2 separate regions of the Mus musculus genome follow, and region 2 is linked to region 1. The links are chromatin loops, found by intact Hi-C in ENCODE. Cell type or tissue: left cerebral cortex. All regions are shown on one strand. Each heading gives the region's core, and the rest is flanking DNA. Links, peaks and the distances in the headings are about the cores only. Region 1 holds the start of Slc7a5 (solute carrier family 7 (cationic amino acid transporter, y+ system), member 5). Region 2 holds the start of Zcchc14 (zinc finger, CCHC domain containing 14).

Region 1 (5,339 bases), core at 1-5,000:
ATGAAGAGGCCACGTTTGGCCAATCTCCCAATACTGCCTCGTTGGGACAAAAGCCACAGTCTCGGCAGTGATGGCCGTCTCTGTACCCTACTCCCCAACCCCTGACCCTCGCCCATTCTGTGTTATCAGCCTCTATCAGCCCCAGAGCACAGGCAGCCATTCTGAGACCTGAGAAACCTCCCCCTTTCTGGATACTCAGTCCCCTCGAGTAGTGTCCTTGGGGAAGTCCCCGCGGCCTGGCTGTGTCCGTCTTCAGCTGTGCTCTGTGGTCAATGGCTACTGCACAGCTCAAGACTTTATCCCTCTGTTGACAGTGGGCTGTGGTGCCTGCCACCATAGCACATAACTTGACACTCAGAGGCCCCTTCAAGCTCCTACATCTCTCTTCCCAGAGCCACAGACACTGAGGGATGCCTGGTCTCTAAGCTGTTTGGCTTAGCTGTTGCCCTTCCTCTCACTGTTCTCACCAAATTTACTTCTCTGAATGGGGAAGTATCTGCGTGTGTGGTTGTGAGACAGACATGGTCCTTCAGCCTCTGTTCCAGAAGCTTCTTGTGGTACCGAGGCTTAAGCACCTGTTTCTCTCGGAGGGAGCCGGGTCCTCCGCTCTCTTGCAGACCAGCTGTGTGGTGTGTGATACCATGACTGCTGGCAAGAGCCACTCCTTCCTGTCCTTAACCTCTGCCTCTGCCATGCTCCCTACCCATCTCTGTGTTCAGGGAGACAGCGGGGAGCAGTCTGCTTCCACCTCAGGCCCCTCATTGATGGCCTGAGGAGCCTGTAAAGGAACAGGGCCTACATGTTTCACTCAAGCTTGAGACAGGGCCTCACACACCCACACCAGCCTAGAACACGTGATCCTCCTGCCTCAGCTTGCTGAGACTTGGGTTTGCAGGCGTGGACCACCAGGCAGATCGATCATGGCCTTCTTGGGTTCAGGGGCAGAGTCTGTGTCCACAGGAGGAGAGAGAGGCCAGCTGTGTTTCTAGGGCTGAGATTAATCTCGTCAGAATTTCCTGTCAGTCTGGGGATCTTTCTCAGTAGCACTCAAATGCTCCTGAATTTGGAAGTTCCCAAAACTCACGGTGGCTCACAACCCTCTGTAACGCCAGTTACAGGGGAACCCAATGCCCTCCTCTGTCCTCTGTGGGCACCAGGCACACACTGGGTACACAGATACACATGTAGTCAAAACACCCATCTACATAAAATAAATCTTTGAAAAATTAAGTATTTTAAGCAACAACAACAACAAACCGAGGCAGGGTTCATAAAAAATGGCTCAGCGGTTAAAGATGCTTGTAGCCAATCCGAATGGCCCGAGTTCAACCCTTGGTACTGATGTGATAGAGAGAGAGGCGCGACTGCACACACTTCCATCTGCAGAAACGCTCCGGTTACTGTGCCGCTGTTGTGTGGCTTTTCATGGGTAGATGCAAACAGACTTCTACTCATCCCCAGATAGCGCACTGACAGGCCCGGTTCCATGCAAGTCCAAGTTGGTGAGTGTGGTGGTTTGTATATGCTCAGCCCAGGGAGGGACTATTAGAAGGCGTAGCCTTGTTGGAGTAGGTGTGTCACTGTGGGTGTGGGCTTTAAAACCCTCATCCTAGCTGCCTGGAAATCAGTATTCTCCTAGAATGAAGATACAGAACTCTCAGCTCCTGCGCCATGCCTGCCTGGATGCTGCCATGCTCCTGCCTTGATGATAATGAACTGAATCTCTGAACCTGTAAGCCAGCCCCAATGAAATGTTGTCCTTATAAGAGTTGCCTTGGTCATGGTGTCTGTTCACAGCAGTAAAACCCTAACTAATACAGTGAGTGAGCTTACTGTACCCAGCTACTTACAGCAGCATAGGTGACCAGATAGCAGTGTCAACATAGCAGTATCTATACTAAGTCCCCTTACCTCCCCAGTCAACCTTCTACCTCCCTAATGCTCTGCCACACCCAGACACATGTACCTAGGGTGGGAGAGCACACCTGGGAAGTACCGGCCAGAGGGCCGAAGGGGGGCTCCGATGACCCGCCCCGCCCCTTTCTTCTATGAAGGACTGTACAAGGTACGCATTCTCGTTTCAAGATGGAGATAGGAAGACAGGCTCCCCAACATCCAATCAGTCCAACACCATTTTAAATAAATTACTGACCAGTTGAAGAGCTAACCACTAGGAACACACACCGGGAGCCCCAAGTCAGGAAATTTAAGATGAAACTGCTCCTCCATCCACCAGTAGATGGCGCCCCTGGAAAACATTTCAGTCTTAGCTGTTTGAAGAGGTGTTGGGGGGGGGGGGGGCACCAAACAGAGATAATACACACCAACGGTTGCTTTGCAGGAAAAAGTTTAAGGTCTTATCTAACGCTGTGATAAGCAGCAGCAGAATCACGAGCCAGGGGTCTCGGGGACATTCACTGGGTATTGTCACCAGAGCAGCTTCTGCCCAGGGCTCAGGTCCCCCTCTTGATCTCTTGTTCATTCTCTCTCTGAACTCCAGACCCAGAAGAGCCATTTGAACCTGCTGTGTTCCTCCACGACCACCGTCCTTGGCCTCTGGTAGTGGCTTTGACTTAACTATGGTTGTGATTTTATACCTCCTTGGACTATTGCTATCTCTGGTTCAAATCAAAGCTTTCCCACGGCTGCGATGCAGAACCCAGATTCCACTGGGAACAAGGACAGATTCCAAAAGAAGCAAGGGTTAGTTAGCCACCCACAGGTGAGAGGTAAGCAGGCTGCTTGCCTGGAGGTAGGAGGCCGTGAGGCTGCGCATACTGGGCAGGCAAGTTACACAACTGCAGAACTGGCTTCCTCGTTTACTATGAAGTGTTTCTAAGAGTTGCCACGTGTCCTATTAAGTTAGACGATGTACCTTGGAATCTTAGCGATGTCTCAGTGGGTTGGTGGTATGCTTTTAGCCCTCTGAAAGGACTATGTCAAGAATGAGAAGCAAGTTTCTCAATCTTCCCAAAGCCATCAGTTTAGGCAGTCTGTACTGTGGCATGGTTAATGTTGGTGTGACCTTTTAGCTCCATGGCTTCCCACTGCTCAGGCTACAGAGATACCAGCTTGTCATTGCTTGTGAATGGCTGACATACTGGGGGTTGGGGGAGGTAGCTCCAGTGACCCTTGGAGTCTTTGGCTGAACACCTCCCCGACATGGGCTTCCAAGGGGCAGCTCTGGCATTCTTGGCTGCAGCAGTAGATCCAAAGATGGGGAGAAGTTTGAATTTCTTCATTGGTCATGCCTCAGCAGTGGGGAAGGCTTGGCAGACTGGACAGTTTAGCAGAGCATACAGGGCTCTGTATCCTTACAAGTCTGAAGGTTCTTAAATTAAGCCCCCCCCCCCACCTTCCCTTCTGCTTGTCTGTGAGTTTTCCTGGGGACTCCTTTGGACAGAAAATGGAACAGCTGGTGAAAAGGAGGGGGTCTTGGGGCTCCTGGACTTATCTTGACCAATGAAATTTTCCAAGCGTACCATCAGCTCAAATTACACAGCCCATACCACGAGGGCTTGAACCCACTTCCTTGAGCTCACCGGTGGGCGTCACGAAGATGCCAGAGCTGATAATGGTGCCCACGATGATGGCACCAGGCCTGGGATGCTGAACCTTCCAGATGTGTGACCACATTATCTCAAAAACCCTCTTACCTAAGATTTCCTAAGAATGACAACCTAAAGCCCTTTCACCCTACAGTAGATTGGGTTGGTTCCCTTCTAAAACTTGCTTCTCCAGATTGGGTGTACCACTAATCGAGCTTTTGTCAAGACCCTCCTTGGGACCAGATGGATATCTAAGTCCAGGAGTAAGCTGGCTACCATTCTGGTCTATTCTTCCGTTTCCTCCAGAGCTGACGGATCATTTCGCCCTCAGACTCGTTTCCTCTGGACCAAGTTGGACTATAGGGGTGCCTCACCCCACAACCCACCCCCACTTATCCTAGATAAGATATTTATCCTTCATCTCCCAGACGCACAGGATATGCACACTGGAGGAAGCGGAGATAAACACCCGCGAGGCAGGGCCAGGATTCCGGGCAGGTGTTGGGACTATACACTGAGCCACCCCCCTTCCGGTGCTTTCTCCCTTGACAAGTCCTCTGCGCCGCCTGGGGCGGGAGAAGAAGCACGCCCTTACCAATCGGCCCTGACATCCTGCACAGGACTTGTGAGGAGGTGTGAGTCGACTCTCCACCCGCGTACAACATTCGGATCTTGTGAAACACGCCGCGATAAACCCATCAGTAGTCACGCCGCGTTAAACACATCAGTAGTCCTCAGTTTCAGGATCTTAACGCTCCACGTGCTCTAACAGACTTGGGGGCGGGGGCCCGCGAAGGAGGCGGGGTCGCGCGGGCTGAGGGGGCGGGGGCCTTTGCGAGCTGAACCAACAGCAGCGGCGATGGGCGGAGCCTGGAGGGCGGGTAACGGTAGAGATAAAAGGCCGCGCGGGCGGGGCGGACGCAGACGCACTTCTCAGTACGCGGAGAGCGGCTCGGCCGCGCGCACGCCGGGTATCCAGGCCGAGCCGGGAACGCCGAGAGCATGGCGGTCGCGGGCGCCAAGAGGCGCGCGGTTGCGACCCCGGCGGCGGCGGCGGCGGAGGAGGAGCGGCAGGCGCGGGAGAAGATGTTGGAGGCGCGGCGCGGGGACGGCGCGGACCCCGAGGGCGAAGGCGTGACCCTGCAGCGCAATATCACGCTGCTCAACGGTGTGGCCATCATCGTGGGCACCATCATCGGCTCTGGCATCTTCGTGACGCCCACCGGCGTGCTCAAGGAAGCGGGGTCGCCCGGACTGTCGCTCGTGGTGTGGGCTGTGTGCGGCGTCTTCTCCATCGTGGGCGCACTCTGCTACGCGGAGCTGGGCACCACCATCTCCAAGTCAGGCGGCGACTACGCCTACATGCTGGAGGTCTACGGCTCGTTGCCCGCCTTCCTCAAGCTCTGGATCGAGCTGCTCATCATTCGGCCCTCCTCGCAGTACATCGTGGCGCTGGTCTTCGCCACCTACTTGCTCAAGCCGGTCTTCCCCACTTGTCCGGTGCCCGAGGAAGCTGCCAAGCTCGTGGCCTGCCTCTGCGTGCGTAAGTAGGGGTCCGGGCTGGGGTGGGGCCGGGCTGGGGCGGGGCCGGGTGGGCGCGAGCCAAGGTTCCTGCGTTTACAGCTCGGCAACACCCATCCCAGTATCCCTCCATCTGTCCATCCCTGAACCATCTCGGCAGTTCCAGGCTAAAGTCACAGGCCCCAGAACCCACGTGCGTTTCTTTAATCCATTCATAGTGTCTATGCTTTCGGGACAGCCCTCGCGAGACCTCAGTGGGTCGCGGCTCTG
Region 2 (5,370 bases), core at 248-5,247, 260 kb after region 1:
CGCGGGGCCCCTGGCGGGCGGCTCCCCCGGCCCGCGCGCGCCCGGCCCGCGCCCCGTTCGCGCGCGCGCGGCCTCGCCCGGCGCCCGGCCGCGGCCCTGCGCGCCCCCCGGCCGCCCGCGCGCTGCTCCCGGGCCCGGCGGCGGCGGCGGCGGCGGCGGCGGGCGCGGCGCGGGCGGCAGCATGGTGGAGAAGCGTTGCCCGTTGCAGAGGGACGGCGTGTACCGCTGGTTCTCTGAACTGCCGTCGCCGCAGCGTGTGGAGTTCCTGTGCGGCCTGCTGGACCTGTGCATCCCGCTCGAGTTGCGCTTCCTCGGCTCGTGCCTGGAGGACTTGGCACGCAAGGACTACCATTCGCTGCGCGACTCGGAGATCAAGGCCAACAACCCGGCCGACCTGGGCAGCCTCACCAACCTGACGGACGAGGTGGTGCGCAGCAAGCTGCTGGTGTCGCTGGCCCTGCTGGGCTCGGAGCAGCGCGAGGCGGCGGGCGTCTTGTACCGCACGCTCACGCACACCGACTCCATCATCCACAACTACGGGCTGCAGCTCAACGAGGGTCGCACGGGCGATGAGTTCCTCCTGCTCTTCACCATGGCCTCTAACCACCCGGCCTTCAGCTTCCACCAGAAGCAGGTGCTGCGCCAGGAGCTCACACAGATCCAGAGCAGCCTGAACAGCGGCGGTGGCGGCGGCGGCGGCGGTGGTGGCGGTGGCAAGAGCGCGCCCGGGCCCAGCGGCGCGCTGCCCACCTGCTCGGCTTGCCACAAGGTGAGCGCAAGCGCGCGCGGTGGGGCAGCGCGGCTGGGGTCCTTTACCGGCCAGCCTGGAGATGACCTACTAAGGGACCCGGAGGCCTGCGTCAGCGCGCGGCCCCCTTTGTGTGTTCGGTGTCACGGCCCAGGCTGGGGACACGAGAAGGCCTTTGTCCTGTCAATCCCGGTTCTTAGGTGACATAACACTCAACGATATGTCCACTTGCACCGACCTGGAACCTGGGCGCAGGTGGGCCCTGCCACCTGCCTGTCTGGGTCAGGTGTCCCCGGGCGTGCATGGCAGGGGTACGATGTACAGGAACCCGTGTCTGCGTGTGCGATCGTGGGGGTTGTGCACGCTGCTAAGCGTGTCTGTCTGGAGAGCCTGGCTCTTGACAGGGGCTTTGCAGCCTCAGCGGGTCTGCGGGTATGCTGTCAGTGGTGATCCACCATCGGGGAGAACCCAAGCTCACTGAGGTGGGATCTGGTCTTAGGATGATAATGTCAGCTTGCTGGGCAGGAAGGGCAGCTTGACTGTCCACTCAGAAATGCCAGCTGTGGCCCGAATGTTTGAGGACTGGTAAAGCACGTGGTTCTCGTGGAAGCTGAAGGCTGGGTGGTTGGGGGCCATGGTGACTAGCAGATGGAGTTCATTTCTTTAGTATCCATCCCTCTCAGCTGCAGCCCGGAGTTGTGGATGATGGAGTCGGTGTGCATTTGGGCCTTTGGAGGCCGGCAGCAGCCCTGGAGCCAAGAACCCAGGTTTCTTGTGAGAGAAAGGCTCACCAGTGCCAAGGGCCATTGAGGTCCCACACCATGTCCTTGGTAGTCAGAGGCCACATCCGGGCCTCCTGCCCAGCTGCTCCACAGTCTGAGCCTTTTGAAGTTTAAACTCTTAACTCAGCTTCCCCTGTCCAAGGTGAACAAGGTGAGGTCGTCGGGGCTTCCGTCGGTTTTTCTTTCAGCTCTCTTTGAACCTTGAGTTGTGGCTTCTTTTTAATGTCTTCCTCTAAGAAGTGGTTGTGGTTCCTGAATGGGTTTCTGTGGCGTCTTATCTTTTCACTGACGTTTGCCTCTGAGACTTCGGTTAGCTTTTTGGGTTTTTCTTCTTCTTTTTTCTTACATACATACACTTTGCCACCTCACTTCCCTCTTGCATGCGAGGCAACTGTCAACAAGAAAGGCAGGGCCCAAGGAAAGTTAAGTTCTTCAGGCCAGCCAGCTGTCACCTCTCTGTGGTCTCCTCAGCTGCGGTTAGTTTCATCCACGAGCAGGAGCTTGCTGTCTCCCAACCTGGGCTGCCAGACCCCTGTGTGAGTGAAGCTCAGACGCATCAGGTCCGGGTTGCTCTGTAGGAGATGGGGACTGGTTTTTAACAGGGCAGTGAATTCAGAGTAGAAGTGTCTAGAACAAATGTCTTGGGTCCTCTCCCACCCACACAGTACTAGGGATGGAGCCTGGAGCTTGTGCATGCCAGGCAGGTGCTTGGCCACTGAGCCCCACCCCACTGCAGCCAGCCCTCACAATGCCTGTATAAGATGGCCTTTGTCTCAGGCAAAAGTCCACGGCGAGATGGAGTTAATCTAGTCCCCAGGGTCTGGGCACTGGTCGCCCGCCTTGGTCTCCTGTGCTGTAGGAGGCTGGGCTGAAGTCCTCCAGAGGTGACAGGGCAGCTGGCAGCTGTGCTCCCCGTGTTTTTCCCGGCCATGTTGGCTGTCAGTGGTTCTGTGGAGCCATGCGTTGTCTGCCCGAACGGCTCTCGTCCTGAGCTTGCAGCTGTTGCAGTTTTCAGGAATCCTGTGGCTGATAGGGCTGGGGTTTTCTTTAGAAAGTTGGGGGACATTGTTTGGCCCTGGCACAGGGGCTCTTGACTTAGCAATGAAGGCTGGGTCTCACTTGCTCAGATCCAAACAGGTCCATTTCTCTTTCTTTTCCCTGGCTCTGAGTCACTCCCGAAGGGACTGTTCCCCAAAGCTGAACTTGGGCTCATTTGTAGCTCTGAGATTGAAGCCTGATTGTGTGTGTACTTGGAGGGGGATCCTTGGAGGGAGAAGTCCAGCCGAGAGCCACTTAGCACTGAACTCCGGCCTCCTCTGCATCCTCAGCAGAAGGTGGCTCTTGTGTTTCTTTCTGAGCTGTGTCACTTGGTTTTGAACTTAGGACTGAGACTTTGCTCTCAGAAGTGAAGGTGTGGAGTGTTTTTGGATGTTGTCTGATTTAAATGTTTATTTCTCTTACCTGAGTTTTCTGGAAAGCTTGGTATTGTAAGCTTCTTTACGCTTTCTTTTCCCTTTTTATTTTAAATGTATAACGTTCAGAGCAGCCCTAGATGTTTAAAAGTGTGGTTTATTTATTTTAAAGACCGAGGTTTTGGGAATGTGGGGAGGGACTCTAGAAGTGGGGGCAGTGTTTGGGATGTAAATAAAATAAAATAAAATAAAATAAAGACCAAGGTTTCATTGTCTTGCTCACCCTGGCCTGGGAATTGCTATCCTCCTGCCTCAGCCTCTGCAGAGCTGAGAGGATAGGGACACACCAAGCCTAGCTGTGGATGCATTACGTAGGCATGGCTTACTTTAGAAAACCATTTGCTGTCTGTGGTGTGGGAGCATTAGGGGCTGCAGAGGGGCTGCAGGCCTTACCCTGCTGGGTGCTTCCTGTCCCTTAGGTGTGGTCTCAGGATGCTGAGAGCAGTGCTTGCATTTTTTTTTTTTTTTTTTTTAGTAGAAAACCTTGGTTTTGGAAGCAGGTTAAATCAAGACTTTTAAATGGGTGTGAGGTACCAACTTGTAACCAACCCCAGCACTCAGGAGGCTGAAGAAGGAGGCTCTGACTTCAAGGCTGCCCTGACACCTCAAGTTGGTGTCCGGTAGCTGGTACAAGAGAGCATAGCATTCCCTCTGAATTGTGGTCAGGGTGCTGTACAGAGCTGTGTGGCCAGCAACGTTGAACTTGTTCAGATACCCGAGCCTGTGAGCCGTCCCTGCATTCTCCCACCCAGCCCCCAAGAGACACGGCCAAATGTCTGTCTGTGAGTTTGTCCTCTCTGAGGCAGTCGTGTGAACGGAACTGTGAGTGCTTGGCCGTGTGCTGGGCTGCGTTCACGTTCACGTGCGTGCTTTTAAGGCTTCTCTTGTAAGAGCGCAGCACGCTGCTCTCTTTCATGGCTGAGTACTGTTTGTTCATCTCCTCACCAGCGGGTGGAGGTCGGGATTGAGGCTTAGGTGAGATTATTCTTCATGGTAAACTCCTGAGTGCCTGACACTAATGCATGCTCCTCGGGCCACTGCCTGGGGGCTGCTTAACCGTGCTGCATGGCGTCAGGCCCTCTGGGTTCTGTGGTTACAGTGACAGGTGGAGCTAGCTGTGGTTCTGTCCTGCTCTGTGTGGCAGAACACAGTCCAGAGGCCCTATGTGGGGTTGTTGTTGTTGTTTTGTTTTTGTTTTGCTGTTTTGGGTTTTTTTCCTTTAAGGGGCTCTGAAATGGTGTGCCTATATTGAGATTCTGGTTTTGTTTTTGGTGGATAGCTGTACAGTTCCAGAGCTGCCCACCATGGTTTGGCCATGTATGCCCTAGAGTTAGCCTTGGGGAGACTTTCAACAATCTCCATAGACTATGAATAAAGCTGCTAGTAAGCTCTTGCCTGAGATGGGCTACAGTTCCACTTGGCTGCTTGTGTCTGGTAAGCTCTTGCAAGTCATTACAGTTCAAAGGTCGGTCAGGAATTGAGGCATTTTTGTCCTGTGGGTATCATGTGAGGAGTGGATGGCTTTGCTTGGTTTCTCTTTTAACCCTGACCCCTACACATGGTTGTCAAGAGCCCCTAGCATTCCAGAAGAGCTAGAATAGATCCGCATCTGCATCAGTGACCTGAGGGTGCTGTTTTTTCTCTAGGGCGTTCTTCTCATCCCTTGTATTCATTCCTCGGTGTGTTTCTGTCTAGGTGGGTGTGCTCCAACACAGCACCCTCAAGCTCTGTTTTAATGGCCTATCTTCTTAGTGGCATCTCTCCAGCAGCAAGCAGCAGCTGAGTCATGTCTGGAGTTGTAGCAGGCCCCCTTGAGCCACTGGGGTGACTGTGTAGCTCTCAAGTGACTGTCTTTCCCCACACGTGGAGCTCTAAGGCCATGTGCTCCTTCGCCACTTGAACCCCATCGGAGCCGCCATGCTTCACATGTCACAGCAGGGTCGGATGCATAGCACCGTGTGTCGCGTGCACAGGAACCAGCAGTGGCAAGTCTGGCTGCTTTTCTGAAGCCGTTTTTGCTGAAGTTCCATCCTGTGTTGTGCCTTGGTCCCGTGTGCCATACTCACTCAGCCTTGGGGTTGAGAGCACACTTGGGATATGTAGTTTCTAGAACATTGGCAGGCACACTGTTGTGCTGTGTCTGTTGACTGGACAGCTGTTGGCTTCTGGGAGGCTAATGGTAGATCACAATACATTTTTTAAAAAAAGATTTATTTTCATGTTATGTGTATGAATATTTTTGCCTATGTGTCTGTACCACATACATACCTGGTGCCAGTGGAAGACCAAAAAGGCATCAGGTCCATGGGCCTGGAATTACTGCCATGTGGGTGCTGGGAATTGAACCCAGGTCTTCTGGAAGAGTAGC

The links. Peaks named below come from ENCODE experiments on the same cell type or tissue, not always from the same donor. Only the 100,000 strongest peaks of a DNase experiment are listed, where the experiment ranks them.
Region 2: a loop joins it to region 1, with 3 times the contacts of the local background. A loop is called at or near these places in 1 of 42 quality-filtered maps.

Annotation. Positions count from the first base shown.
Region 1 is chr8:121,906,818-121,912,156 of GRCm38, reverse strand. It overlaps Slc7a5 (solute carrier family 7 (cationic amino acid transporter, y+ system), member 5), which reads left to right and starts at 4,471. Exons shown (of 10, transcript NM_011404.3): 1 at 4,471-5,091. The coding sequence starts at 4,551. BC048644 (cDNA sequence BC048644) reads right to left here and starts at 4,324. Exons shown (of 2, transcript NR_167716.1): 1 at 4,144-4,324. In left cerebral cortex, for the core only: a CTCF peak has its summit at 2,215 (motif pointing right); DNase peaks (open chromatin) are centred at 2,234, 4,436 and 4,893; H3K4me3 peaks cover 1,262 bases; H3K27ac peaks cover 1,790 bases.
Region 2 is chr8:121,647,124-121,652,493 of GRCm38, reverse strand. Zcchc14 (zinc finger, CCHC domain containing 14) reads left to right here and starts at 561. Exons shown (of 13, transcript NM_080855.2): 1 at 561-769. The coding sequence starts at 593. In left cerebral cortex, for the core only: no CTCF peak of the experiment used is centred there; DNase peaks (open chromatin) are centred at 2,147, 2,765, 3,848, 4,742 and 3 more places; H3K4me3 peaks cover 3,963 bases; H3K27ac peaks cover 1,153 bases.